2 separate regions of the Homo sapiens genome follow, and region 1 is linked to region 2. The links are chromatin loops, found by intact Hi-C in ENCODE. Cell type or tissue: A673. All regions are shown on one strand. Links, peaks and the distances in the headings refer to the core of each region. The heading gives the core; the rest is flanking DNA.

The links. Hi-C counts contacts between places; a loop is a spot of excess contacts. Peaks named below come from ENCODE experiments on the same cell type or tissue, not always from the same donor. Only the 100,000 strongest peaks of a DNase experiment are listed, where the experiment ranks them.
Region 1: it touches region 2 in a loop (2.9-fold over the local background); 16 of 110 quality-filtered maps call a loop at or near these places.

What each region holds. Positions count from the first base shown.
Region 1 is chr18:21,030,271-21,045,943 of GRCh38, forward strand. ROCK1 (Rho associated coiled-coil containing protein kinase 1) reads right to left here. Exons shown (of 33, transcript NM_005406.3): 5 at 15,022-15,197; 6 at 13,832-13,916; 7 at 12,295-12,439; 8 at 11,827-11,965; 9 at 9,202-9,293. Among named protein-coding and RNA genes, the nearest start is that of ROCK1, 74 kb to the right of the region's middle. RefSeq lists a silencer at 3,699-3,886. In A673, for the core only: no CTCF peak of the experiment used is centred there; a DNase peak (open chromatin) is centred at 8,101.
Region 2 is chr18:21,088,598-21,104,270 of GRCh38, forward strand. The region is part of intron 1 of ROCK1 (Rho associated coiled-coil containing protein kinase 1); the gene reads right to left. Among named protein-coding and RNA genes, the nearest start is that of ROCK1, 15 kb to the right of the region's middle. In A673, for the core only: no CTCF peak of the experiment used is centred there; no DNase peak of the experiment used is centred there.

The sequences.
Region 1 (15,673 bases), core at 5,041-13,040, 56 kb before region 2:
CAGAGACACTTTTGCCTGCTGGAAGGTGTTCAGCAATGTCTGGGTACATATTCTGGTTGTCATTAATGGGAAAAAAGGTGTTACTAGCACCTAATGAGTACAGTCATAGGATGCCACTAAACATCCTTAAGTTTAGGATAATCCCCACAAAAAGAATGATCTGTCAACTGCTAAAGCTCAGAAAACCTGCTTTAAAATTATATCAGAAAGAGAGAACAGAGTAAGTGTGCTGCATTTTCTCTTGCTGTTTCTGATGGACCTACTCTTTTTATAAATGACACTATTTCACAGTAGTTCTAAAATGACAAATTCTCACCTGTTTAAATTCTGAGATACAAGTGGGGAAAATATTGGAAGAGTTATAAAAATAATTATTTCTGCTTCTAAATTAAGATGCTTAGGCTTTATATAATGCCATTTAATCACTTCAGAACTAATAAGAATAAAGATAACTATGGAATAAACATCAGTATATATTTGTTTAAAAATTTGTTTTCATTAAATAACTGTTAATTTAGAAATCATGTTCCATAAAAAAGAGTCCAGCAGATGTTGTCAAAAATGGCAGAGTAGGGAACTCAAAGAAATCATACCTCCACTGAAGCAACCATTGAGTTGGCAAAAACGACCAGAGCAACTTTCTGAGAACTCTGGAATCTAATAAAAAACTAATAACAAGCAAGGAGTGTTTAATGAAGAAAGAGGCTATAAAAATTTGGCATTTAAGGAAATCTCTGTCACTGGCTGAGATAATGAAATGGAGATTTCAGTGAATACACATGACAAGGAATACAGATTTTGCAAAATTAGTTTGGAAAAGTCACTAAATGAATGAATGACTGCAGCCCACAACAAGCAACAACCGCAAGCCCTGGGGGAAAGAGGAAGAATCTGATTTCCAGAGTTACAACACTGTAATATCCAAAATGTCCCTCTTAGAAGGATACAGCTGCTTTAAAACAATGTCCAGTTTACAACAAAAAATTACAAAGCATGTAAAGAAGCAAGAAAATATGGGCCATTCACAGGGAATATAGAAAAATGTTAGAAACCACCAGGCGTGGTGGCTCACGCCTGTAATCCCAGCACTTTGGGAGGCTGAGGCAGGTGGATCACAAGGTCAGGAGATCGAGACCATCCTGGCTAACATGGTGAAACCCCGTCTCTACTAAAAAATACAAAAAATAAGCCAGGTGTGGTGGCGGGCACCTGTAGTCCCAGCTACTTGGGAGGCTGAGGCAGGAGAATGGCGTGAACCCAGGAGGCGGAGCTTGCAGTGAGCTAAGATCGTGCCACTGCACTCCAGCCTGGGCAACAGAGCGAGACTCCATCTCAAAAAAAAAAAAAAAAAAAAAGAAAATAATATAGAAACCACCTCTGAGGAAACCAAGATATTAGATTTACTCAACAAAATCTTAAACTCTCTTAAATGTGTTCAAAAAGCAAATGAACACTATGGATGAAGTACCAGGAAGATGATGACTTAACAAAGAAAAAATATCATGAAAGAGATCGAAAATAGAACCAAATAGAAATTCTAGCACTGAAAAGTACAATAGCTGAAGTTAAAATTTCACTAGAAGGCTTCAACAGCAGATCTGAACAGGCAGAGGAAAAAAAACCAGTGAACTTGAAGATAGGACAAATGAAATTATCAAGTGTGAGGAACAGAAAGAAAAAGGATGAAAAAGTGAACAGAGACTAAGGAAACTGTGGCATCAACCAGACCAACATACACATTATGGGAGTTCCAGAAGGAGAGAAAGGGGCAGAAAGACTATTTGAAGAAATAATGGCCAAACCTTTCCAAATCTGGTAAAAGATATAAATCTACACATCCAAGAAGCTGAATGCCAACTATGAAAAACTCCAAAAGCTCCACATGAAGACACATCATAATCACATGCCATAATCAAACTGTCTTAACTCAAAGCCATATGAAGAAGAAAAAGGAGTATCAGTAAAGGTAACTATTTAGATAAATGTAAACAGAAGCAGGTTTTTAAGCTACTCAAAGTAAACTGGTATCAATTCAACCTAGATTGTTTTCAATTTAGAATGTTAAGTGTAATTCCACGTTAACTAATAAGAAAATGACTAAAAAATATACAGAAAAGGAAAAGAAGAAGGAATCAAAATAGCATACTAGGGGAAAAAACTAAACACAAAAGAAAGCAATAATGTATTAGCTGAGGAATAAAAAGGAAATATATGACATAGAAAACAAATAGGAAAGTTTTTTTTTTTTTTTTTTGAGACAGAGTCTCAAAAACACCCAGGAGTGCATTGCACTACACTCCAGTGTAGTGGTGCAATCTCAGCTCACTATAACCTGTGCCTCCCGGGTTCAAGTGATTCTCTGCCTCAGCCTCTGATGTAGCTGGGACTATAGGAGTGCACCACCATGCCTGGCTATTTTTTTTTTTTTTTTTGTAGAGATGAGGTTTTGCCATGTTGACCAGGCTGATCTCGAACTCCTGGCCTCAAGTGATCCACCTGCCTTGGCCTCCCAAAGTGTTGGGATTACAGGGGTGAGCCACCACACCCGGCCTACAGTGACAAATTAGATAACTTAGATGAAATAGAGACATTCCTAGAAAACACAGGCTGACAAAATCTATTTTAAAAGAAATAAAGAATCAAAATAGGGCCATAGTGGCTCACACCTGTAACCCTAGCACTTTGGAAGGCCAAGGGAGGGTGGCTTAAGACCAGGAGTTTGAAACCAGTCTGGGCAACATAGCAAGACCCCAGCTCTACAGAAAATTAAAAGAAAATTAGCCAGGTGTGGTGACACATGACCGTGGTCCTAGCTACTCAGGAGGCTGAGGCAGGAGGATCCCTTGGGTCTGAGAGTTCAAAAATACAGTGAGCTAAGATCATGGCACTGCATTCCAGCCTGGGCAACAGAGCAAGACCTTATCTCTATTAAAAAAATAAAATAAAATGAAGAAAAAAAACCCATATGATCATTTCAGTTGTCATACAAAAAGCATTTGACAAACACAACACCCCTTCATGATTGAAAACACCTGGCCAACAAGGACTAGAGAGGAACTTCCTCAATATGATAAAGGACATTAATGAAAATCCCACAGCTAACATTATATTCAGCGGTGAAAGACTAAAAGCTTCCCCCTATGACCAGGAACAGACAAGGTGCCCACTTCTACCACTGCTATTCAACACTTTACTGGAAGCTCTAGTCTGAGTAATTAGGCAAGAATGATAAATAAAAGGCATATAAATTGGAAAAGAAGAAGTAAAACTATCTCTATTTGCAGGTGACATGATCCTATCATAGAAAACCCTAAAGGAGCTACAAAAGAATATATTAGAGGTAATAGACAAATTCAACAAAATTGCAGGTTACAAGATCAGAAATAAAAGTTCTACTTCTATATACTAGCAATAAACAATATGAAAAGAAAATTAAGGGAACAATTCCATTTAAAATAATGTCAAAGGCCAGGCGCGGTGGCTCACGCCTGTAATCCCAGCACTTTGGGAGGCGGAGGTGGGCAGATCACGAGGTCAGGAAATCGAGACCATCCTGGCTAACTCAGTGAAACCCCGTTTCTACTAAAAAAAAAAAAAAAAAAAAAAAAAAAAAATTAGCCGGGTGTGCTGGCGGGTGCCTGTAGTCCCAGCTACTCGGGAGGCTGAGGCAGGAGAATGGCATGAACCCTGGAGGCGGAGCTTGCCGTGAGCCGAGATCGAGCCACTGTACTCCAGCCTGGGCGACAGAGCGAGACTCCATCTCAAAAAAAAAAAAAAAAATGAAAAAAAAAGTCAAAAAGAAATACCTAGGAACAAATTTAACCAAGGAGGTGTAAGGCTTATGCACCAAAAACTTAAAAACGTTGCTGAAATTAAAGAAGGCTTAAATAAATGGGGACACATCCTGTGTTCATGGACTGGAAAAGATAACATTGTTAAGATGATAATACTACCCAAAGTAATTTAAAGATTCAATGCAATCTCCATCAAAATCCCTATGTCCTTTTTGGCAAAGACGTAAAAACCCATTATAAAATTCATATGAAATCTCATGAGATCCCAAATAGTCAAAACAATTTTGAAAAAGAACGAAGTTGAAAGACTCACATTTCCTGATTTCAAAACTTACTACAGAGCTACCATAATCATACAGTGTGGTACCAACATAAAAACAAACTTATACAGATCAATGGAATACAACAAAAACCCCACAAATAAACCCTCATGTATATGGTTTAATGATTGATACAAGGTGCCAACAACTTTCAATGCAGGGAAAGGACAGTCCTTTCAACACATAGTGTTAGGAAAACTGGATATCCACATACAAAAATGTTAAATTGGACCCTTACTATACACTATATAAAAATTAATTCACAATGGGTCAAAGACCTAAACATACTAGCTGAAACTATAAAATTCAAAGAAAACATAGGTAAGACATTTCATGACATTGGATTTGGCAATGATTTCTTAAATACGAAGCCAAAGATACAAGCAACAAAAGAAGAAATAAACCAGATCTCATCAAAATTAAAAATTTTGTGCTTGAAAGCACTAATAACAGAGTGCAGAGAATAGAAAATATCTGCAAACCATGTATCTGATAAGAGATTAATATCCAAAATTTTTAAAGAACTCCTATAACTCAACAACAACAAAAAAACCAAACCACCAAATTTTAAAATGGGCAAAGAACTTGAATAGAAATCTCTCAAGAGAAGATATACGAATGGCCAATAAGCAACATGACAAGATGTTTACCATTCCTGGTCATTAGAGAAATGCTAATCAAAGCCACAATGAGATACCACTTCACATCCATTAGGATGACTACTATTTAAACACAAAAAACAAACAAACAAAACAGAAAAGAACAAATGCTGGAGATGTGGAGAAACCAGACCCATGTGCACTGCCGTTGGGAATGTGAAACGGTGCAAACATTGTGGATACTATTATGGCGTTTCCTCAAAAAAATTAAACATATGGCTGAGCGTGGTGGCTCACGTCTGCAATCCCAGCACTTTGGTGCACTGCTGCTGGGAATGTGAAATGGTGCAAATGTTGTGAATGTTATGGCATTTCCTCAAAACATTAAACATATGGCTGAGCATGGTGGCTCATGCCTACAATCCCTGCACTTTGGGAGGCTGAGGCAGGAGGATCTCTTGAGCCCTGGAGTTTGAGACTAGCCTGGTCAACACAGCAAGACTCTGTCTCTACAAAACTAACTAATTATCATATGACTTAGCCATTCCACTTCTAGGTATATACTCAAATTAATAGAAAACAGGGATATTACAGAATATCCATATATATAACATTAATATGGATATAAAATATCCGTAATATAATATGGAAAGCAGATATTTGTATTCTACTGTTTGTTATTCACAATAGCTAAAAGAGATAGCAATCTTAAGTGTCTATTAACGGATAAATGGATAAACAAAATATAGTATATCCATACAATGGAATATTATGATACATGCTATGACATGAATGAACCTTGAAGACATTGTGCTAGGTGAAATAAACCAGCCACAAAAAGACAAATATTATAGTAATCTACTTAAACGAAACACCCTGAGTAGTAGTCTAATTCATAGAGACAGAAAGAATAGTGATTACTGGACAGGGAAATGGAGAGTTACTATTTAAGAGTTTAGTTTAGGATGACGAAAAAGTTCTGGACACAGTAGAGGTAATAGTTTTAAGACAATGTGAATGTACTTAATGCCACTGAATTGTACAGTTAAAAATGCCCAACATGGGGAATTTTATCTTATGCATACTTTATCACAATACAAAGAGATAACTTATTTTTTAAAAATCCATTATAATGTTCAGAACGTCTAAACTCCTAAGTAAAAGAGCCCTGAAACTTGCTAGGCCTTCAGTTCTTTATTCACAAAGCCCACATTGATAATCTCTCCCGTGAGAATGTAAAATTCAAACAGAAAGGTTACTAGTCTTGATTAACTCACAGAACCTAGAATAATATATATGTGTGTACACAATGAGTTTTGAGCCGGCAGAAGTATTACCACTGTTAGCATCTTGTGTGTTGCCCACAAACTATAGGTTGATTAAGTAACACCAATATCTTATTTCAAATGAGATAATAATATATGGCAAAGTGTTTTGCAAGTTACCACATATTTAATGTAGTATTATTAATTTTTCTAAAGAAACAGTTATTGTTCTGTTGCCCAGGCTGGAATGCAGTAGCATTATCATAGCTAACCGCACCCTTGAACTCCTGGGCTCAGGTGATTCTCTTACCTCAGCCTCCCAAGTAGTTGAAACATAGGTGCATGCCATCACACCTGGCTAATTTTTTATTTTTATTTTTATAGAGATAGGGTCTCGCAACATTACCCAGGTTGGTTTCCTGGCCTCAAGAGGTCCTCCCACCTTGGCCTCCCAAAGTGCTGAGATGACAAGCATGAGCCACTGTATAATACTGTAGAACACTGTACAATAGAGCCACCTGGCCCTATTCATTATTAATATTAATATGTTAAATATGTGGTAACTAGCAAAATCCTTTGCCATTTATTTCATTTGAAATTATTAATACTATGTTAAATACTAAATATAACAGTATTATTAATAATGTATGCTAAATATGTAATAAATGTTATTTTTTTTCCCCCAAATTTAACTGCCAACAATTGTCAATTCCTTCCATTTTTGATCTATATAACACTGAACAGGTAACGATCTTTAAATCGTACATGGTACTTCAAAGATCAAAGGCTTTGGAGTTAAGAGACTTAGATCTGAATTTTGACATTGTTGTTTGCTTGCAGTTATGACCTGTAGTAAGTTATTTAGGTCTTTTCATTTCTTTTGTCCTTCTCCTATCTTTGATCTTACTCATGTTACTCCTTCAATTTTATCTCAAATGAGTGGAAAAATAGTGTTAAAATCTTCATACTTTGTGAACAAGATCAGGAAGCTCATGGAAATTCTGCCAAAAATCAAGCTATTTTGTATCCTGCTCCCACATTACCAAGGAACACAAGGTGAAGATTAATTGCCATTGCAATGTGGAGACATGTTAAGTGGTAAAAATACCAAAAAAAACTATTATTTGTATTAGAAAGCAATTTTGCCACGGAAAATGGAAACCCAAAAAAATTAAAAGGAATTATAACTGTTACATAAGTTTTAAAAATTTAGCAGGTCAAAGAGGTCAGTTCAGAATAAAAGAATTCTTGGTATTTTAGGGGTGGGAAGTAAAGAAGGGGTAGGAAGAGGGGAAGGGAAGCAAAGAACAATAAGTTCTACAGATTTCAATTTTTCTTTGTTTTTTCCAATAACCACAAAACAGGACCTCTTAGAATTAGGAAAAACTACCAAAATTCTTTTAAGTATGCTAAATCTAACCACGCTAGAATAAAACCATAGATAATGCAGATCTTAAGTAGTTTTATGAAGGAGGTACAGCAATATAATAAAATGCCACTGATCTGGACTCCCTAATTCCATAAGACTATGAGCTCCAGAAGGGAGAAAGAAAACTTTTGGTGGTTTGATCACTGCTGTTTTCCCAGTGTCTGAAATTGAACAGTGATCAATATACAACAGGTGTTCAGTAAATAGTTGTTGACTAAATTACCTCCTCTTTCAAGTGATCGGTTTTTCAATACATAAAAGGAAAAATATCCTTGTTACTTTTGCGGTTGATTTATTGTGTGGTTATTCTATAATTATTTATGCATTGCTTAACTTTGAAAAAGAATTTAAAGCAATACAAAATATTATTTTGTATTTTCTTCAGTCCCCTTCAAAGTTTTATTCAGATTTATAATAATATTTGTACGTCTTCAGCCTTCTTAAACTTTACTAAGAGAATAACCTGAATAAAAACACAAAAAGTGTTTTGATGTAACCATTTCTCACTCCCTGATCATCTCTTTGTCATGCAACAATTTCACTTGCAGCATGAAGATAATAATTATGTCACATTTAATTCTGAAGAGGAGGAAGTTCCTTATTTCCTAGTATATAATTGCTAATAAAATTCTCCCAAAGTCAAGCTGCTCTTACAGCTTCTCAGACAGCTGGTCATTCAATGATGTTCTTTGTTGTATAATTTCTTAATTTCCAGAGGATTTATTTTCCCTTTCTCCTCCTTAGACAATTTTATAGCTCAGCACAATGTAAGTACTGTGCTATAGTACTTGAAGGCAATACAATTGTTCTTTTAAAATATTTGATAACTAGAATGCTTCACTAATATTAGCAAACCTACATGATTTATTTCATCAGAATTAACAAGATTTCCATCTCTCTGCAAAGTACTATCCTTCACTGTCTCAACTAGATAGGCAGTCCTTAAGACAAATAACTACTGTGTAACTTTCTAAAATAAGGTAGCTGAGTTCATTTCCATTGTTACTATTCACTGCTATTGCTAAGGCAGCAAGTTAGGGACTGAGATACATTATCCTTTCTCTGATAGATGAACAGGGAAAAAAATCCTAAGATGTCAGCAGGGGAAAGATGAATTCTTTACCTCCCAAATCCACGAAGATGATGAGAACCTTTGGTGTCATGATAATTTTGATTCAGCTATGTTGTAGAGTTTTCTGTGAATCATCTTGTAATTTTAACTTTTTTTAAAAAGTAAGAAAGTGTTCTAAACTGACTGAAAATTAGTTTCTTATACAATACATTTTTGTTTCTGAATTGCCAGCTGCAAAAGCCTGATGGAATCAAGTATATCACAATATCCTATAAACTCATAAATAAAATTAAATTGAATTCTGGAATTAATAATAGAACCTTCTTATATTTTGGGTTTTAATAAAAACAAGAGAATAACTTGTCTTCTCACAAAAACATATATTTTAATCTCATTACTTACTACTTATTGACCACCTCCATAATAAGATAACTAACGCCTAAAATGAACAATTCAACAAAGATCAAATGTAAAATTATGACTGGTGAGCCTAAATCCATTACATTTATATTTCATCTGGGTATCCTGCGTGGGACATAAGAGGAGTAACAATATAATCTGCCCAATATTATCAAATTAATAGGTTAGGACAATTCCCATATAGTATTTGTGGCTTCTGATTTTCATCAGATACACACAAATATTTAGCAATGTAGTTTCAACAAACTACCACAACTACTTTCAAATATTCACTAAAATATGAAAGAAAAAAAAAAACTTACTGTCTCGGAGCGTTTCCCAAGCCCACTGGTCATTTTTGAAGAAGAGATGTCGTTTGATTTCTTCTACACCATTTCGCCCTAACCTCACTTCCCTGAATAATGACAGAAGGAGAAAAGTAATCAATCATTTAAGATCTTATTATAACCTGTCCAGGTTTATTTGTGGGCAGGATATTAAATCAGTGTAGGACGACAAATATAGTTCTAAGGTGAAATTATATTGTCAGCATAGTATCAGCCCAAATAGAAAATATGTTAAAGATTGAGAACATTAAAGAATTTTTTTAAAAGAAAACTAAAGAAAGGCTGGACATGGTGGCTCATGCCTATAATCCCAGCACTTTGGGAGGCTCAGGTGGGGTGGATCACCTGAGGTCAGGAGTTCGAGACCAGCCCAGCCAACACTGTGAAACCCCATCTCTACTAAAAATATAAAACTAGCGGGTGTACTGGAACACGCCTGTAGTCCCAGCTACTTGGGAGGCTGAGACAGGAGAATCGCTTGAACCCGGGAGGCAGAGGCTACAGTGAGCTGAGATTGCGCCACCGCACTCCAGCCTGGATGAAACACAGCGAGACTCCGTCTCAAAAAAAAGAAAACTAAAGAATAACTACAAAAAACACCCATGACTTTTCTACTGACAACAAAAATCCAGATTAATCACCACCTTACTTCATTAGCAAAATGAATAAAGCACCATGCATTTTCTTGACAGTTTTTTGTGTGTGTGTGTTATTTTTTTCTTACAATGGTAAAGTTAGGCTTTTTTTTCCCCAACCAAAACTTTACTTAGGCAGCAATACCAGATGCTACCAAAAACCTCCAGAAACACATTTAAAATTTTGAACTTCCAATTTATAATCTATTAATTATTTCTGACCATTCAAAAGCCAATGACTACTAATTCTTGATACTGCCACAGAATTCAGAGCTTTCACTGGACAAGTTACTGATACCAGCCTCTTTTTTGGTGAGCAAAAAGTTTTTAAAAATGTGATTTTAGCTGAATTGGAAAAAGAAAGTTAGCACCTTTTTTCCCTAGTACAGTGCTTATAAATAAAGAAAATACTCTAAATTCTAAGTTTTTGCATAAGCTAAAAGATAAGTTGGCTTAGACATGTGACAATTTTTCCAAGAAGCTTTCACTAACTCTCAAACTGGATTAGAAAACCTCTCCATGGTTCTCCGGCACATGGTACTTATCTCATGGTAATTAGCTGTGTGTACTATAAATGTCTGATTTGCTTATCTAATTCCCCCAAAGGACTATGAGGTATTTGAGAAAAGTGGCTCTGTATCTTCCTCACTACTATATCCCTAGCACCTAATAAACAGCATAATACAATGCTTTATATTAAAATGTAAAAATTGGCCAGGTGCGGTGGCTCACACCTGTAATCCCAGCACTTTGGGAGGCCAACGCAGGCAGATCATGAGGTCAGGAGTTCAAGACCAGCCTGGCCAACATAGTGAAACCCTCTCTATCAAAAATACAAAAATTAGCCAGGCATGGTGACAGGAACCTGTAGTCACAGCTACTTGGGAGGCTGAGGCAGGAGAATCACTTGAATCCGGGAGGTGGAGGTTGCAGTGAGCCGAGATCATGCCACTGCACTCCAGCCTGGGCAACAGAGTGAGACTCTGTCTCAATCAATCAATCAATCAATGTAAAAATTAGCCAGGCATGGGTGGCTCAGGCCTGTAATCCCAGCACTTTGGGAAGCTGAAGTGGGAGGATCACTTGATCCCAGGAGTTTGAAACCAGCCTGGGCAACAGAGCAAAACCCTGTCTCTATTTAAAAAAAAAAAAAAAAAAAAAAAGTAAACATTTGAAAAACCATACTTCAAGCTCTAAAGGACATAATGAAGGGAGACAAGTTAAAGCAAATCTCAACTTGAAACATATTTAAAAGTACTAGGTCTCCCTAATATTTAACAATATACAATCATAAACATTAAATATAATCTTACTAATACATCTGGTTCACTTTCAAATTTCAAAAGTAAACCACAAAGGTATATATAATATGCCATTTTTCTTTCAAAAATGCAGACAGACATTATTATTAAAATGCTTGTTGGATCTACAAGATGGAACACCAACTATTATGTCTAGAAGAAAAAAGATAGTATACTTTTAAAAATGGCTTTATACTATTGACTCTTTCAACAACCATATACCATACATCATCAAATCTAAAATGGTTTAAAGTATAAGGTGTATCACCGTTTTTATACCACTATGAAAAAGGATGCTCCCAACTCATACCATTGACTGTGAGATGTACTCTAATTTCAGAGATGTTATGTTAAAAAATTTTTTTAGATTCAGTAAAATACACAGTAATTTTTATAATTAACCAAGTTAAAAATTGAACAATAAAAGAAAAAAGTCATCTAGTTTAGCCATCAGCCAAGACTGTATTATTATCACAATTTCTTAGGTATGATAAGTGAGTTGAGATCTACAAAAGACATCTAGAATATCATAAAATTACATCAGGTTTCACTGTCATTTATATTCTAACAATTTACATGTAGAAGCTCAGATATGGACCTTAAAAATGGAGCAGAAGATGAGAAGTCCTCAGAATTAATACAGGCTCAGTTTTAAAATTATTTACCTGTCAGTAAGGAAGGCACAAATAAGGTTTTTTGCTTCTTTTGATATGTCATTATCATCAGGAAAGGTAAGTGAATTTTTATGGTTCATAATTTTACTGTAAGTTCCAACCAAAGAATCTGCATAAAAAGGTGTATCACCTGAAAAATTGATAAAGAAAACAAAAGCAAAATGAAATACATTTTTAAAAAGTCAGTTTCAAAGGAAGAGTCAAAGTTACCCGTTTAAAAAGATTATTAGGTATGTATTAAACTAAAAACATACACCTAATATATAAAAGAACACATCACAAAGTTGCTCTAAGCCTCTAAATGCTTTTAAAAACACATACGAAGCAGGTTTGGATCATGTTTATTACCCACAAATAAAATCAAGATTGCTTAATATAATAAATATATTAGAAAGAGCCAAGTGGCAAGTTTTGAGATGAACAACTGTAATAGAGAGACATAAAATCTTCCTTACTCACCTACAAGCATTTCGTATAAAAATACCCCAACCGACCACCAGTCACATTCTCTTCCATAATAACCATCACCACCTTGGGATTTTAATACTTCAGGGGAAATATAATCAGGTGTTCCAACCGCTGTATCACATCGTACCATGCCTTCCTAAAAAGCGCGGCAGGTCAAATTTTGAATTAGGATATAAAGTCTCAATTATTTAAAATGACTTTCTTATTAATATTACCTATGGGACTCCAAATCTTTGAGCTATAAAATATCATATATTAAAACTGAATGGAAACCTGACAAAAATTAACACAGCTTAATCATATATATACATACTATATACACACCATATACATATATACCATATAATGTATGTATGTGTATACATGTGAATGCATATACACACACATTATATGTGTATTCACATATATACACACACCAGTGATTATTTTGTAATAATGCTCACTAGAAAAACATACTGCCACATTTATTATTCCCCAAGTTGTGCCAATATCATGAAACCATTTAACTGCTGAGAACAAGTACACAGGCCAGTGCAAATACACTGGGGAGTTCATAGGATAGGGCATTTTACAACATATTGGTATAAACACTGACTTCATTATTTTCTACTAAAATAGCTATTTAACTATGTTTGAAACTACAAAAGAAACATACAAAAGCTGACTGTACAAATACAAACTGGGGAAGCATATGTATGGGAAAAGGGCATAATAGTGTAAAGCACACTGAATGTCTATTTGATGTGAATTTTAACTGCCCTCCCCCAACAAACCTGAGAGACTTGTTAGCTGTTACCTATATTCGCTGGTATTAATGAAACAGCATTATAACTAAATGTTCATACAGAAGTTCTCATGCAGTGTTTCCTTCACTGTGTATATGAAGTGAAGGAATAACATATACACAGCTCCTTCAGCTCCTTCAGCTGTGTATATGTTATTTATTATATAAATAACATATTTATTTATGTTATTTATTATATGTATATACATATACATAATGTATATGTATATACATATACATAATATGTATATACATATACAGCTGTGTATATGTTATTTATTATATAAACAGTGAGGATAGGTATCTTTTAAGACTCACTCCTAAAATAAGCAGTAAAATCTTTTATATGTTAACTGAAGTAAAACACTAAAAAATACACACATTACTGGAATCCAATTTTTATGAAAGTCTAATTTTAACACTGGCATAAGTATTTAGTGACATTTAAGCTAATTCCATTCCTAGTTACCAGTAGTGTATATTAGAGTTGTTATGAAGGATTTAGTAAATCTGGCAATCCATATTTACCCTAAATAGAGAGGAAAAAATAAATCACTAACAAGTTACTAATACAACATTGAAACCATGGTATCTAGTTCAACAAATAAGGTCATATTAATTCTGGACAAGTCCAGCTATGGTTAGTAAATTCTTACACCATTTTCTAAAGAATTCTTAAACCATTTTCTAAAGAAGCATCTACCTTGAATTAGCAAAAACTAAATTAAAATCTAGTTAATTAACCTTATTCATCTTCATACAAGTACCAAAATCTGCTAACTTCAAATGTCCAGATTTATCCAGCAGCATGTTATCAGGCTTCACATCTCTGCAGGAGGGAAAAAATAGTACAGTATTTTCTGAAACAGATTAGACACTGTAAAAATTATATGAGGCAGTTATTTTAGGTCAAGCATCCTCAATCTAGGTAAGGCCATCTTTGATCTGTATGTGTTCTCTATCCACATCTATAAATTAAATTTCATCAAAGAAACTTCTTTATATGTTAATGCCTCAGAAGAAAACATATATATTCCTTTTTTAAAAGTTTCATTCTTTCAGAGGGAAAATCAAATCATTTGAGAGAGACAGACCATCAAAAATACAACACTCAGACATAAAAGGTGATTGAAACATATTAGATAGGTAAGTACATAAAAAAACCCCACGGCAGGGTCTAAGTCACTTTCATTTTTGATCCCTGACATGTAGGCACAGCAACTGCACACAGGATTCAAGCAGTGTTTGTACAACAAATGAAACTATTCGTCTAATGAATAAATACGACCTATTCACTAATTAAAAGCAAATTAAGTTACATATTTAAAAAATTAACATCAAAGTGTTTAACTCCTGGCACATACCTTAGAAAACTAGTTTACAAGTTTTACTTTTCAGAACACCATTTAAAGGCTATATGATCAGATTAAGGGATATTAAAGAATACATTTATATCAACATTAAATTGAAATGCTAAAATTATAAACTTCAAAGTTTGGAGTTCTTTTTTTCCCCCCTTCCTGACATAGAATCTCACTCTGTCACCCAGTCTGAAGTGCAGTGACTAGATCTCAGCTCACTGAAACCTCTGCTCCCAGGCTCAAGCGATCCTCCCACCTTAGCCTCCCAAGGAGCTGGGACCACAGGTGCATGCCACCACACCTGTGTTTTTTTTTTTTTTTTTTGTAGAGATGGGTTTCACCATGTTGTCCAGGCTGGTGTCAAACTCCTGAGCTCAAGAGATCTGCCTGCCTCGGCCTCCCAAAGCTCTGGGATTACAGGCGTGAGGCAGCGCCTGGCCAGAGTCTTGAGTTCTGAAAGGTCACTTATGTCATACGGAAGAAGAATGGGTGAACTGAGAGTAAGAAATGTTAAAGTTATTTTTAGCTATTTCCCTCAACAAATGAGAAAATTTAAAGCACTTTTATCTTTACCTGTGAATAAAACCCATGGAATGGATTGCATCCAATGCAAGAACTACTTCTGCAGTATAGAATCGTGCCCATTTTTCAGGCACATCATAGTTGCTCATTAAGTTTACAAGATCTCCACCAGGCATGTATTCCATCACCATGTAGAGATAACGATCATCTTGGAATGCATAAAAAAGCTATACAAATAGAAAAAACAAACAAAACACATTCATTAATGTTAAACAAAATTGTTTCACTTAAAAAGTGGCAAAAATGTTAATAAAAGATTTAAGTAAAATAATCAAATTACAGAAGTTGCAAGTCTAGTTTTAAAAAAAGACAAACATAAATGCCACAAAGACCCTTGTATATGCAAAATGACTATAACATAATTATTCAGAAGAGTTACATGGAGATATCCTTTCTTCATAATTTTCTACACTATTTGAATTTCTTTTACTGAGAATTTTTTTAAACTGTAATATTTTCAGTAAATATACAAATCTCCTAGGCAAAGAAATACTGTATTTCTAATTTAACTTGTGCATCAGTGGGGTCTACTATTAAATTTATATCAATATCACAATGCTCAAGAAGTCTTTGATAAATTTGGCTTACAGTTTCAGCTGTTTTTTTTTTTTTTTTTTTTTTTTTTTTTGAGACGGAGTCTCGC
Region 2 (15,673 bases), core at 2,821-10,820:
TGCTATGGTCTGAAAGTGCCAAAATTCATTTATTGGAAACTTAATCCCCAGAGAAACAGTGTTAAGAGGTGGGGCCTTTGGGAAGGTGTAAAGGTCATGAGGGCAGAGTCCTTATAAGTATATTAATGCCATGATGAACAGGTTTGATTAGGGAGTTTGGACCCTTTTTGTCCTTTTGCCTTCTACCATGTGAGGACATACTGACCCCTCCCTTCTGGAGGATGCAGCTTTCCAGGCACCTTCTTGGATTCAGAGACTAGACCCTCATCAGAGAACCAAACCTGCTGGTGCCTTGATCTTGGTCTTCCCAGACTCCAGAACTATGAGAAAACAAATTTCCGTTCTTTATAAATTACCCAGTCTTGGTTCTGTTATAGCAGCAGAAATAAACTAGGACAGGAATTTAAAAAAAATTCCCATTATATGTTATTATAAATAACATATTTTATTAAAACTTTTTTTTTTTAAGACGGAGTCTTGCTCTGTTGCCCAGACTAGAGTGCAGCGGCGCAATCTCAGCTCACTGCAACCTCCACTGGTTCAAGAAGTTCCCCTGGTTCAAGAAATTCCCCTGCCTCAGCCTCCAAGTAGCTGGGATTACAGGGGCACGCCACCACATTCGGCTAATTTTTTTCTATCTTTAGTAGAGACGGGGTTTCACCATGTTGGCCAGACTGGTCTTGAACTCCTGGCCTCAGGCAATCCACCCGCCTTGGCCTCCCAAAATGCTGGGATTACAGGCGTGAGCCACCGCAGCCGGCCTAAAACTTTTTTTAATTGGGAAGAAGAATGGCATTATCTTACATTTTTACAAATCTCTTTAGCATCTAGCTTAATAGAAGACAACTGGACACTCATATCTGCGCCTGCATTCAATCTATGACAATACATTGCCTTGGTTTGAAGCGTGAAAATCTAACTTCACACAGATATGGACAGATGCTCCTAGACTTATAATGGGTGGGGTTTACATCCTGATAAACCACTTGTAAGTTGAAAATATTGTAGGTTGAAAATGCATTTAATACATCTAATCTGCTAACATCATAGATTAGTGTAGCCTACCTTAAACATGTTCAGAACACTTACATCAGCCTACAGTTGTGCAAAATCATCTAACACAAAGCCTATTTTATAACAAAGTGTCAAATATCTCATGTAATTTATTGAATACTGTACTGAAAGTGAAAAACAGAACGGTTGTATGGGTACTCAAAGTACGGTTTCTACTGAATGCATATAGCTTTACACACACCATCATAAAGTGGAAAAATCATAAAGTGAACCATTATTAAGTCTGAGATTGTAGTTGGAAAAGGGAAGAGTATGTTAACAGTCTTTTCAGATAACTGGAAATTATTTGCTACTACATCAAATTTGACGAGGGGTGTTTCTTAAAGATTAGTGGCATTGTAGAATCTGAAATTATATCAATGGTTTCTGAACTTTTTGCACAGTTTGCAACATTAAAATTTATTGGTCTATCTTCTACTTTGAATGGATCTTTTATTCATGGATGATTTTATAACATCATGCATTGATTGGTCACTTAGAAAATACTGGTTCCTTGAATTATGCAGCCAAATGTTGACACATTTCATCACATCTGTAACCCCAACACTTTGGGAGGCCAAGGCGGGAGGATCCCTCGAACCTAATAGTTTAAGACCAGCCTGGGCAACACAGTGTGACCCTGTCTCTATTAAACATTCAAAAACTAGCCAGGTAAAATTAGCATGCCTGTAATCTCAGCTACTCAGGAGGCTGAGGTGGGAGAATCACTTAAGCCCAGGAGGTTGAGGCTGTAGTGAATCATGATCCCACCACTGCATACAGAAGCCAAATAAAGTGATTCCCTTTATTTTTGAGACTCTGTATCAAAAAACACACACACAAAACAACACATTATTGGCTTTTGGTCCTTCATTCAAAATTCAAGAGGTACTGGGGTGGGGAGCAGAATATCTATATTTTCATACAGACCTCCTGCAGTTTTAAAATGTTATCCCCCGGATAGGTACAGTTTACATTTAAACAAATTATCAATTATATCCTATTCCCTAACATGATGTCAACCATCTTCAGCTCTTGTTACAGAAACAAATAAGCAAAAGATATTTTCCAGAAATTCGACAACAACAAATAAATGTTTATTGAAAACTTATAATGTGCCAAGCAGGGCTCTAAGAACCAGTGATACAACAGTGAACAAGACAATGAGATACCTGTTCTCACAGAGCTTACATGTAAGAGCATCAGTATCTCAAAGTACAATAGATCAGAAGCATAAAAGCTAAGTAAGCAAAATTTATTACCATTTAGGGAAAAAAAATTAATCTCATAGGAACAGTAAATTTTTAAACCTTTTTAATCTGTGAAAATATCTGTTTTTCTGTAACAGTTGACCCTTAAACAACATGAGTTGGAACTGCATAGATCTACTTATATGTGGATTTTTTTTTTCAATAAAATATACACCGAGTATGCCTCTCTTGCCTCCCCTTCCATCTCTTTTACCTCTTCCCTCTCTGCCACCCCTGATACAAAGACCAATCTCTCCTCCTCCTCAGCTACTCAACATGAAGATAACGAGGATGAAGACCTTTATGAGATCTACCTCCACTTAATGAATAGTAAATATATTTTCTCTCCCTTATGATTTTCCTAATATTTTCTTTTCTCTAGCTTACTTTACTGTAAGAATACAGTATATAAGATATATAATAGCCAGGAATGGTGGCTCATGCCTGTAATCCCAGCACTCTGGGAGGCCGAGGTGGGTGGATCACGAGGTCAGGAGTTCAAGACCAGCCTGGCCAACATGGTGAAACCCCGTCTCTACTAAAAATACAAAAATGAGCTAGGTGTGGTGGCACGCACCTGTAGTCCCAGCTACTCGGGAGGCAGAGACAGGAGAATCACTTGAACCCAGGAGGCAGAGGTTGCAGTGAGTCAAGATCATGCCACTGCACTCCAGCCTGGGTGACAGAGCGAGATTCCATCTCAAAAATTAAATAACTATGTACATATATCACAAAATATGTGCTAGTTGAATCTTTACATTAGTAAGGCTGTTAATTGTTAAATCTGGGGCTGGGCAGAGTGGCTCACACCTGTAATCCCAGTACTTTGGGAGGCCGAGGCGAGTGGATCACTTGAGCCCATGAGTTTGAGACCAGGCTGGCCTACGTGGTGAAACCCGTCTCTACTACAAACACAAAAATTAGCCCAGCGTGGTGTCGTATGCCTATAATCCCAGCTACTCTGAAGACTGAAGCCCAAGGATCAGTTGAACCGGGGGTGGGCGGTGGGGCAAAGGTTGCAGTGAGCCGAGATCATGCCACTGCACTCCAGCCTGGGCAACAGAGCGAGACGCTGTCTCAAAAAATAAATAAAATAAAAAACTGTTAAATTTGGGGAGGAGTCAAAGTTACATGCAGATTTTCAATTATTAGGGGAGTCAGCACCTCTAACCACCATGCTGTTCAGGGACCAATTGTAAAACTATTATTTTATAGCCTCTTCACATTAAAATAATGTCTTCATAAATTACTAAACAGCCAATCCCTTCCTTTTGACAGGTGAAGGAACAAGGTATTGGAGAGTTACAATGATGATTAAGGGAATCTCTTTATTTGGCTTCTGTATAAAATTTGATTTTCCCTTCCCCACTAAAAAAATTGGATCAACCAAACAAAATAAAACAAAACCGGCCAGGCACTGCTTGTAATCCCAGCACTTTGGAAAGCCAAGGTGGGAGGATTGCTTGAGCCCAGGAGTTCAAGACCAGGCTGGGCAACATCGTTAAGACTTCATCTGTACTAAAATGCAACAAAGTTAGCCAGCTGTGATGGCACAGGTCTGTAGTCCCAGCTACTCGGGAGGCTGAGGTGGGAGGACTGCTTCAGCCTGGGAGGTCAAGGCTGCAGTGAGCCATGATCGCACCACTGCACTCCAGCCTGGGTAAGCAAGACCTCATCTTTAAAAAAAAAAAAAAAAAAAAAAAACCAACACAACTTCTTTTTAGCAAGTGTCAGAAAATGCTCATCCTCTTCATATAGCCTGGCATTTTTTAAACCACATTTTTTAAAAGATAAAATAATTTATTAAATGGGAAACAAGACTTTTTCTTCAATTCTCATATGGTGGAGCTGTGATGAATCACAAGAATCTGTATTTGGTTCTAATGTGACTGGATCCATCAACAGGCATTTGGTAATCCTCACTATGACATATCATCAAGGCAATGCAGCACACAGGTATCCCTCTCTTAAAGGTCCAAGTGTATCTCAGTTGGTGGTCTTAAGTTGAGGTTTGGCAAACGGCTGGCAATATTTATTTTAATGTCAGATAATTTAATAATGGTAAATGAACTCCAATTTCCACCCCTCCTTCATGCAACCGTAATGTATCTTGGTATAAGCTGGCTCTTCCCCAGTTCCAAGACTGGAGCACATGATGCAGACCTATGCTCATCAGCACACCATTATTTTGACTGAGATTGATTCAGATATGGGTACATTATATCTAAATTGGTCAGATCAATTAGAGATTCTATTTGAAGGTAAGAAGAAAAGACTTTTTCCACTGTACCTGAACAAATAGTCTTAGAAGCTACTGGCACTCGTCTTGTAATCACAAGTTCTCTGGTGGACAACACCAAAGAAGCCGATCTGGAAAACCAGCTGCAGTCACATCATTTGCAAAACCTTTGGGGCCAGGCCAAATAAGCACAGGGCACGTTGTGAGAGACCAAGGTACAGCCACTTATCACCAGGTTACTCTATTGTTTTTGTGAAGTTTCAAATGCTGCTTTCTAAATTATCTCATTTAGTCCTCCTCAGTACCCCATGAAATAAATTATTGTTAATTCAATTTTACAGATTGAGAAAACTGCACTTTAGAAGAGTGTATATGACTTCTCTAAGGACAAAGAGGAAAGAAAGGGTAGCATAATGTACACCTACGGCACTGTCTGCCCTGCCCTACTGCCCTCATTTTCCTGCAAACTGCCTCCCCATTCTCAAAGTTCTCATGTGACCCTACCCGCCTGATCACAATTAATTAGTCAAGGAGCCAGGCACGATGGCTTACATCTGTAATCCCAGCACTCTGGGAGGCCGAGGCAGGCAGATCAAGACTTGGTTAGGAGATTGAAACCATCCTGGCTAATATGGTGAAACCCCATCTCTACTAAAAATACAAAAAATTAGCCAGGTGTGGTGGTGTGCACCTGTAGTCCCAGCTACTCGGGAGGCTGAGGCAGGAGGATCGCTTGAACCTGGGAGGTGGAGGTTGCAGTGAGCCGAGATCATGCCACTGCACTCCAGCTTGGGTGACAGAGCAAGACTCAATCTCAAAAAAAAAAAAAAAATTAGTCAAGGAGTGGGCACCTGGCAACTGACCTAAATGTAACTAATGAATCTTTTCCTCCAGAGCTCTATACTCAAGACTCAAAGATCTGAAGTCAATGGTCAAAGCTGAAGCTGTTAGATATAAAGTTCCAGTGCTGTAGGCAGCCATATTTTCCACATGTGACTAAAACCAGTCTACAATCTGAGAGAATGATGCCAACACAAAGAAAAACGTAAGAGAACACAGAGAATGAGCCTTGCTTGCATTTAAGCCCAAATTCTAGTTTTTACTGAAGTTCAACTTAATCTTTACCTTTAATGAGACTAGGTTTTCCTGAATCCAAAATTCTTTTTTAAAGAATCAACAAAGTGAGGAGGCAACCTAAAGAATGGGAGAAAATATGTGCAAACAAGGGATTAATAACTAGAATATATAAGGAGCTCAAACAACTCAGGAGAAAAAAAGTCTAATAATCCAATTTTTAAATGGGCAAAGGATCTGAATAGACATTTCTCCAAAGAAGACGTCTATCATGCCTATAATCCCAGCACTTTGGGAGGAGGATCATTAAGCCGAGGAGTTTGAGACCAGCCTGGGCAACATGGCAAAACCCTGTCTCTACAAAAAAAGAAAAAAAAATACAAACATTGGCCGGGCATGGTGGCACGCACCTGTAGTCCCAGCTACTCAAGAGGCTGAGGTGAGAGAATCATCTGAGCCAGAGAGGTCAATGCTGCAGTAAGCCATGACCCCACCACTGAACTCCAGCCTGGGCAACAAAATGAGATCCTGTCTCAAAAAAAAAAAAAGATGGCCAGGCGCGGTGGCTCACACCTGTAATCCCAGCACTTTGGGAGGCCAAGGTGGGCAGATCACCTGAGGTCTGGAGTTCGAGACCAGCCTGACCAACATGAAGAAACCCCATCTCTACTAAAAACACCAAAAAAATTAGCCAGGTGTGGTGGTGCATGGCTGTAATCCCAGCTACTCGGGAAGCTGAAGCAGGAGAATCGCTTGAACCTGGGAGGCAAAGGTTGCGGTGAGCCAAGACTGCGCCATTGCACTCCAGCCTGGGCAACAAGAGGGAAACTCTGTCTCAAAAAAAAAAAAAAAAAAAAAGACATACAAATGGCAAACAAGTATATGAAAAGGTACTCAGCACCACTGATCATCAGAGAAATGCAAATCAAAACTACAATGTGGTATCATTTCACCCCAGTTAAAGTAGCTTTTTTTTTTAATCCAAGAGGCAATAATGAATACAACTGAGGATGTGGAGAAACGGGAACTCTCCTACAATGTTAACGGGAATGTAAATTAGTACAACCACTATGGAGAACAGTTTGGCGGTTCTTCAAAGAACTAATCAAACTACCCATAGAATCCAGCAATCCCACTTCTAGGTACATATGCAAAAGAAAAGAAATCAGTATAGCGAAGAGATATCTGCACTCCCATGTTTATCATACCACTATTCACAACACCCAAGATATGGAAGCAACCTAAGTGTCCATGATCAATGGACAAAGAAAATACGGTACATATACACAATGGGATATTATTCAACCATAAAAAAGAATAAAATCCTATCATTTGCACAACATAGATAGAACTCAAGGTCATTACATTAAGTGAAATAAGCCAGACACAGAAAGATAAATCTCACATGTTCCCATTCATTTGTGGGATCTAAAACTCAAAACAATTCAACTCATGGAGACAGAGATAGGAAGGGTAGTAGGGGAGAAAGGGACTGGGGGGATAGTTAATGGGTACAAGAAAAAAAAAAAACTAGCTAGAAAAAATGAATAAGATCTAGTATTTGATAGCACAACAGGCTAACTATAGTCAATAATAATTTAATCATATATTTTTAAATAACTAATGGAGAATAATTGGATTGTAACACAAAGGATAAATGCTTGAGAGGATGGATACCTCATTTTCCATGATGTGATTACACACAGCATGCCTGTATCAAAACATCCCATGTACCCCATAATATATACACCTACTATGTATCCACAAAAATTGAAAATTAAAAAAAAAAATAAGAGTAGAATCAAAACATTCTTAACACAAAGAAATGGCAAGTGTTGTAGGTGATGGATACTCCATTTACCCTGATGTGACTATTATACATTGTATGCCTATATCAAAACATCACATGTACCCCATAAATACATATATCTACTATGTTCCCATAAAAATTTAAAATAAAGCATTTTTAAAATTATTTTTTGTCTACGAATTTTTTTTTTTTTTGAGATGGAGTCTCACTCTGTCACACAGGCTGAAGTGCAGTGGCACAATCTTGGCTCACTGCAACCTCTGCCCCCCCGGGTTCAAGCAATTCTCCTGTCTCAGCCTCCCGAGTGGCTGGGATTACAGGCGCCTGCCACTATGCCCAGCTAACTTTTGTATTTTTAGTAGAGACAGGGTTTCACCACATTGGCCAGGCTGGTCTTGAACTCCTGACCTCAGGTGATCTGCCTGCCTCAGCCTCCCAAAGTGCTGGGATTACAGGCGTGAGCCACCATGCCCAGCCTGTCTACAAATATTTATGTTGGGTTCTATCACTTACAACTGAAAGAGTCCTAACTAATTCAGAGAAAGAAAGGGAAAGAACAAGAGAATGGAAATAGGGGAGATAATCATTCACAATAATTAATGAGCATTATTGAACATGATGTCTAGAATTATTATGTTTAGCCCACAAGGAATTCTCATTAGGTATGATTAACAAACAAGATAGCCCTATACCAGATAGGTATGATCAACTAATTCAGAGAAAGAAAGGGAAAAAACAAAGGAATGGGGAAAGGGGAGATAATCATTCACACCAATCAATAAGTAATACTGAACACTGATGTCTAGAATTATGCTTAGCCCTCAAGGAATTCTCATTAGGTAAGATTAACAAACAAAATAGCCCTATACAAGACAACTATGATCAATTTCTAAATTTCATGAGACTACAGGAGTTCAAAAAAGAAAGTAACAGTTTAACACAGTTGTGATTTATGTCAGACTATAAAGATGAGAAAATTGTGTGAGGAGGACATGGGGGAGAACTCAAGGGGAGAGAAAGGTAGGTCCTGGAAATACGACAGCAAAAGTAGGAAAGAGTAGGTGAGATACTATAGAAAGCAAGAAAATCCAGTAGAGCGCAGTCTATTTTGGGAAATGCTGGGAATAAAGACTAAGTAAATAGGTACACTGAGACCACATGACAAAAAGCACCAAAGTTAAGAAAAGATGTAGTATAGATTATATTGGAAAGCTGCTACGCTGTCCCACAAATCCAAGAATGTTGGGATGAAAATTTGGATTTGGGTAGTGCAGCAGTAACAAAAAGTAAAGATCAGATTCAGGGAACATTTCAAATAAAGTATCACACTCTACTTTACCCCCAAGTAGTATTTTTGCCTATACTGGAACCTTCATCCAACCTATACTATAAAAGTAAACAAAGGAAAAGAATTAACTACTAATACTTGTATGTAACCATGGCACCACCTATAAATTATTTCATTTAATCCTCCTAATTAAGCCTATGACGTATTATCATGATTCTCATTTTGCAGATTAAATATATTCAGACTCAAAAAAGTTAGGTAACTTGTCCAAGATTACACAACTAAATAAAAACCTGGCCAGCAGAGCTGGGAGATAGATAATAATCCACTTAGATCAAAAGTAGTTTTTCCCAAGGACAAATCATAAGGATATATAATGATGACGATGATTACAAACAGCTAACATCTACTAAATGTTGTGAACTCTGCAAAGCACTTACATGCATTACCACGTTTAATACTCTTAAGAGTTCTATGAGGGTCTATGATTAATCTTATTTGAAGGTGATGTGTTTGAGTTCCTCTTAAGAACTTTACCCAAAGTCACAGGGCTAATAAGTGGTCGACCTGGGTGGGAGTGAAAAATCCCAGTCTGACTCCAGAATTCATGCCTGACAAGGCAGTTCTGCTGGTGTCATGTAATCCTTACAACAATATAAGGTAGGCATCATCATCCCATTTCAGAGATGGGATAAATGGATATCACAGTGCTTTAGTAAACTGTCCAAGGACCAAGGGCTAGTAAACAACAAAGCCAGGGTTGGAAGCTAGTTATCCCTAAAAAACACCCATGTGCTTCAATGTGACGGTGTATGTGCATGGGAGAGCAGGGGTGGAGATGGCCCTACTAGACATTTTAAAAGCTGAAGAGATATTAGAAAGCCTTTATAATTGACACAGTGTGGTATTAGCACATGAAAAAGCAAGAGAGACCAATGGAACAGAAGGTTAGAAATAATCCCAAGTACACATGGAAATTTAATATATGAAGAAAGTGGCATTGTCAACCAACAAACATAGGCATTTTTAAAATAAATGCTGTGGAGATAAACAGATAGCCATTTGAATAAAGATAAAATTGGATGTATCTCAAAATTTACCATACATGATAAATTCCGAGTAGATTTCAAAGTAAAAACTGAAAAAAACATTAAGCATCAGAGAAAATATGGATGAATTCCTTTATGATCTGGACATAGGGGAAATCTTTCTAACTATGACTCAAAATTTTGAAGCAACAAAAGATTGATAATTTGGAGACATTTAAAAATTGTGCGGCAAAGTAACAAAATGCAGAAGCAAAGTCTAAAACATGAAAAATTGCAAAAAAAAAAAAAAATCTGCATTTTACCACAGAAAAAGGGCTAAGCTCCCTAATACATAAAGAGCTTCTAAAAACTGAGAAGAAAAACAATTTAAAATGAACAAAAAATATGGACGGGCAGATCACAGAAGGAATTCAAATAGCCCTTAAAATATGAAAAGATATTCAACCTTACTCATGAGAAGAACAGAAATTGATATTAATGTTAGAATAGAAAAAATAGAAAATAAAATTCAAATTCAAATTATACTGAAATAGCACTTGTCACCTATTAAATGGACAAAAATTCAAAAGTCTTACAACATATTGTTGGTGAGGACAACAGACAATCCCATATCATTACTAGTGGAAATGTAAAATAGCACAACTCTTAGGAGAGGGAGAATATTTTAACAGTGAGCAAAATTATATATGCATGTGTCTTTAACCCAGCAATCTCACTTCTAGGAATCTACTCCAAAGACACACTGGTAAAAATATAAACAACTCAAATGTCCATCCATAGGAGACTGAATTAACAATGCTAACACCCACAAAATGGAACAGGACTCAGCTGTAAAAAGGAAGGAGGAAAATCATACACCAATATGTAACATGCTACTTTTTGCGTAAGAAAGTGATTAAAAAAGAATATAAATATATCTATGTATATATCTATGTATATGTGTATATGGATACATATTTGCTTATATTTATAAGAATAAACACTGAAATGTCAAATCAAAAAAAAGAGTAAAGGGAAAAGAACAGGGTAGAGAGACGTGGATCAAAGTAAGAATATTCTGAATATATCTGATATAGTTTTAACTTTTAAACCACGTAAATGGGCCTGGCACAGTAGCTCACACCTTTAATCCCAACACTTTGGGGGGTTGTGGTGGGAGGATCCCTTGAGCCTAGGAGTTTGATCCTGGCCTAGGCAACACAGCGAGACTCCATCTCTACAAAACATTTTTAAAATCAGCCAGGCATGGTAACACGTGCCTATAGTCCCAGCCGCTCAGGAAACTGAAGTGAGAGAATCGCTTGAGCCCAGGAGGAAGAGGCTGCAGTGAACCGTGATCATGCCACTGCACTCCAGCCTGGGGGACAGAGCAAGACCCTGTCTCAAAAAACAGGCCGGGCGCAGTGGCTCATGCCTGTAATCCCAACACTTTGGGAGGCTGAGGCAGGCAAGATCACTTGAGCTCAGGAGTTCGAGACCAGCCTGGCCAACATGGCAAAACCCTACCTCTACTAAAGATACAAAAATTAGCCGGGCATGGTGGCACATGCCTGTAGTCCCAGCTACTAGGGAGACTGAGTCAGAAGAATTGCTTGAACCTGGAGGGAGGAGGTTACAGTGAGCCAAGATGGTGCCACTGCACTCCAGTCTGGGCGACAGAGCAAGACTGTCTCAAAACAAAAACAAAAAAACCCAAACCAACCAAAAAGCATGTAAATGTTTCACATACACAATAAAATAAAATTACATCAAAAAGTAAAGAAAGCACTTTTTAAGTACTGGAAAAAAAGAAAAAAAAAAAAAACCTAAAATGAAAGAGCCTAACTGACAAGAAGTTGGTGAAATAATCAGTCACTTTTTCTTCTTCTCAAAAATAAAATATCATAGCTCTATTCACTGAACAAGGACAAGAAACAATTTCATCCAATAGTAAAGAGTAGCATTCCCCACCAAAAGGAAAGAGTTTCCTGGAGGAATGGCTGATTTCCAAGTCTGAGGCAAGAAATGTACAAGATGAGCCTGAGTACCTTACTGCAGCAAAAAAAAAAAAACAAGGAAGCTCTATCAAAGATAATTAGGGTCATATACAAATAACATGAGAATCAACCTGAAGAAGCCCCCATCAGCCAAAGACAGGACAAACTGAGTATCAGCAAGGATGACATAAATTGACTGAAAACACACCAAAAATATTTTTAAATGTGTTTATAATGATGCCAAAAATTTAAAAAAAAAAAAAAGACTGAGAGCGAAATAAATAAATAAATGTTGGTTATGTCTTGTTTGTGACTCATATGGATCATATCAACAGGCTCTTTTGCATATTAGCTTTTCAGGTAATGGGAGATCTCAGAAGGAGACTGCATGTAGGGAGGGAGGAGAATAAGGGTAGGGGATATATTCCTCTGTCTCCCTTAATACTTGATCCACAAGCTCCTCTTTACTTGAAAGCACACTCCCCATCAGACAGACCTCTTCCATAGAGCTACCCTCCTCAGCTGCTTTCCTCTTCCCTGTTTCCTGCTGGCCTTGAGGCGATCGCAACTCCCTTCCTCACTGTGACTAGTCACAGAGCACTGTACCATCCCTACCAGTTTCCTTAAATATTATCTATACCTTTGTAAACAGTCCTTTACTTAAACTCCCCTCAAGTTACCCAGTTTGTGGCATATCTATCATAATAAGTCTCCAAAATACCTTGCTATAACAAGTGGCAATTAAGGAAAAGATTGAAGTATTCATCCTGTATTTCATGAATTGGATTTCATGGTAAACATACAGCCCTAGTTGATATTAATATGTAAAAGTTCTACTCTTAACAGAGGAATTACAGTTAATAAATGTGAAAGGAATAACAGAATTAGAAAATCATTATTTTGCTATTCCCTAATGAAATAACAGGGATTCAGTTAAAGATCATGAATGAATGGAACCATTAGATGAAAGGTTAATGAACGATTCTTACAGGAAGCTATCACAGACTGATGCCACCTGAACAGAATGATCAACCTTAGCATCACTACAGGCCAGGCAGACATTATGCACCTCCGTGTGAGGCAAAAGAAAATACAATCTATTGAGTACCCTTGACTAGAAATCTGAAATAAGTAAATCAAGCTTTTAGATCTAACTACCATTTTATAGGAAATATGGAAAATACAGGAAGAAGTTAAATTACATCATTAGGAAAGTAAAAAGAAAAATCCAGAATGTAAAACAAGGTCCTGTATAGTACCACTGACCTAGTTCCTTCAACATGCAGGGGAAGGGGAGTTGGAGAAGTTGGGGGAATGAGATTTCTCTATATTAAGAGACTTAAAAGACTCTTAAAGGACCTAACCAAAGAAAAGCAACATTTGGACTTTGGATCCAGATTCTAATAAAGCAACTGTAAAATAGACACTGTTTTAGACAATCAGAAATATGAATATAAACTGGGAATTAATGATACCAAAGCACTTTTAATTTTGCTAGGCATGATAATGGCCATTATGATTATGTAAGAAAATGTCCTTTTTTTTTTTCAAAGATGCTTATTGAAGTATGTAAGGATGAAATGACAATATATGGAATTTACTTTAAAATATTTTGGTAAGAAAAAGGGTGATTAATGAAATCAAATGTGATGACATTTTGAAAACTGCAAAATCTGAGTAACAGGAGTTCACTATCCTATTTTCCCTACTTCTGCGTATATTTGAAATTTTTATCATAAAATTACCAAACAGAATGAAAATTCACATTCTTTCCACTGTAACTACAGTTTTCAAACTTGAGTGTGTCTAAGAATCCACATCTCATGCAAATCCTAAGAATCATCCCAAAAAATTGTGATTTTGTTTGTCTACGCAAGATCCCAGATTCCATTTTTAACAAGTGCCTCAAGTGAATCTGATACAATCTACAGCCTCATATCTGAAAACTATACACTTAATTGCTTTACTACAAGTAAACCAAACCTTAAAGGAAAGTCATGATCATATCTCTTACCTGCCCTTCACCATACCCCACTCCTATCTTAGTGTGATAGACATTTAATTAATCCTTTTCCTGACACTATAAATTCCATGAAAGTGGGACATGTTTGTTTTTACTCACCATGGTGTTCCATTGCATAGCAGAATTCCTAGCACACAGTACACACCAAATAAACATTTGTCAAATGAATGAATGAATAACAGAAAAGAGAAAAAGGAAAGTTAATTGCAGTCCACTGTTTCAAAATTAGTTTGAGGGCTGGGTGCTGTGGCTCACGCCTGTAATCCTTACACTTTGGGAAGCTGAGGCCAATGGCTCACTTGAGACCAGCCTGGGCAACATGGCAAAACCCCATCTCTACCAAAAAAAATACAAAAATTAGCCAGGCATGGTGGCGCTTGCCTGTAGTCCCAGTTACTCAAGAGGCTGAGGCAGAAGAATGGCTTCAGCTCGGGAAGTGGAGGCTTCAGTGAGCTGAGATCATGCCACCACACTTCAGCCTGGGTGACAGGGCCAGACCCTGTCTCAAAAAAAAAAAAAGTAGTTCAAGACAACAATCTGAGAAAATTTTCAATTTCTTGCCAAAAATCTGGTATCAGAAGTATGGATCAATTAAGAGGGGCACAGGTTGGCCTACCCTTAATATAACACAAGTATAAGATAAACTCTCACCTCCCTGAGATATCAGACTTTGGACGTTAATTTGAACATCTACCTTCCTATTAATTGTTTAGGAACTGTAATAAAAATACACTCTATATTTCATAATCCCAAACAGAGAGGGCAAGTATACTAGAGAAGAAAATCATATCTTTACATTTTAATAGATATACAAATAAAAAATTACACTTCCTATGTTCAGAAAGTACAAACCCCTACAATTATGAACGTAAGTCACAAATTCAAAAAATAATGGCAAATATAACTATTGAAATTAATTTAGGAACTAGTTCCAAAAAAAGCACTTACTAAAGATGGTTGACAGTCTTACATTTCTACCCCAACATCATTTAACTGTTTAAGTTTTATTTCTTAAATAATAAATCAAAGACAATTTTTTGAAGTTTTAATTGAAGTGTAATAAACAAAGTCTCATAGATTTTGTTTAATAAATTTTATTTTATTATTTTTTTTTTTTGAGACAGAGTCTCACTTTGACAACCAGGCTAGAGTGCCGTGGCACCAACATGGCTCACTGCAGCCTCAATCTCCTGGGCTCAAGCGATCTTCCTACCTCAACCTCCCAAGTAGCTGAGACTACACCCAGGTAATATTTTTATTTTTTTTGTAGAGCCGAGGTCCCTCTCTGTTGCCCAGGCCGGTCTCAAACTCCTGGGCTCAAGGGATACTTGCACCTTGGCCTCCAAAAGTGCTGGGATTACAGACCACCATGCCAGGCCTATCATAGAATTTTCAGAGACACAAGAGACATCAGCAACTATCTGGTCCAACTCTTTGTTCTACAAATAGGGAAACTGAAGCCTAGATGAGAAAAATGATGTACTTCATTACACAGAGATTTAATAGCAAAACAAGACTATGCTCTGAATTTTCAGTCCAGTGTTCTTTTCACACCACACTAATGGCATATTTTTAAGAATACTTTCCATTGTGAATTGCAGTACTACCTGTTCATCTTCTTGAACACATGTGTGTCGTATCCAACAGCTATACTGTGGACTTAAACTAAATGGATATACCCCCTTTTTAGTGGGGATGAGGAATGGAGAAGTAGAGCTATTGGATTATCTTCAGCAATAGAACTCTATATATAATATTTCCTGATAAGTGGGTTTTTCTATCAATTATCGTAATAGAATCTGTAGTTTTCACCATATATCCATAACACCAAAACTTATAATCGTGAAGCAAAACTGGTGTAAAGTTATGCAAAGTCTAATCTAAAACTGAGAATTTACTCTTTATTCAACA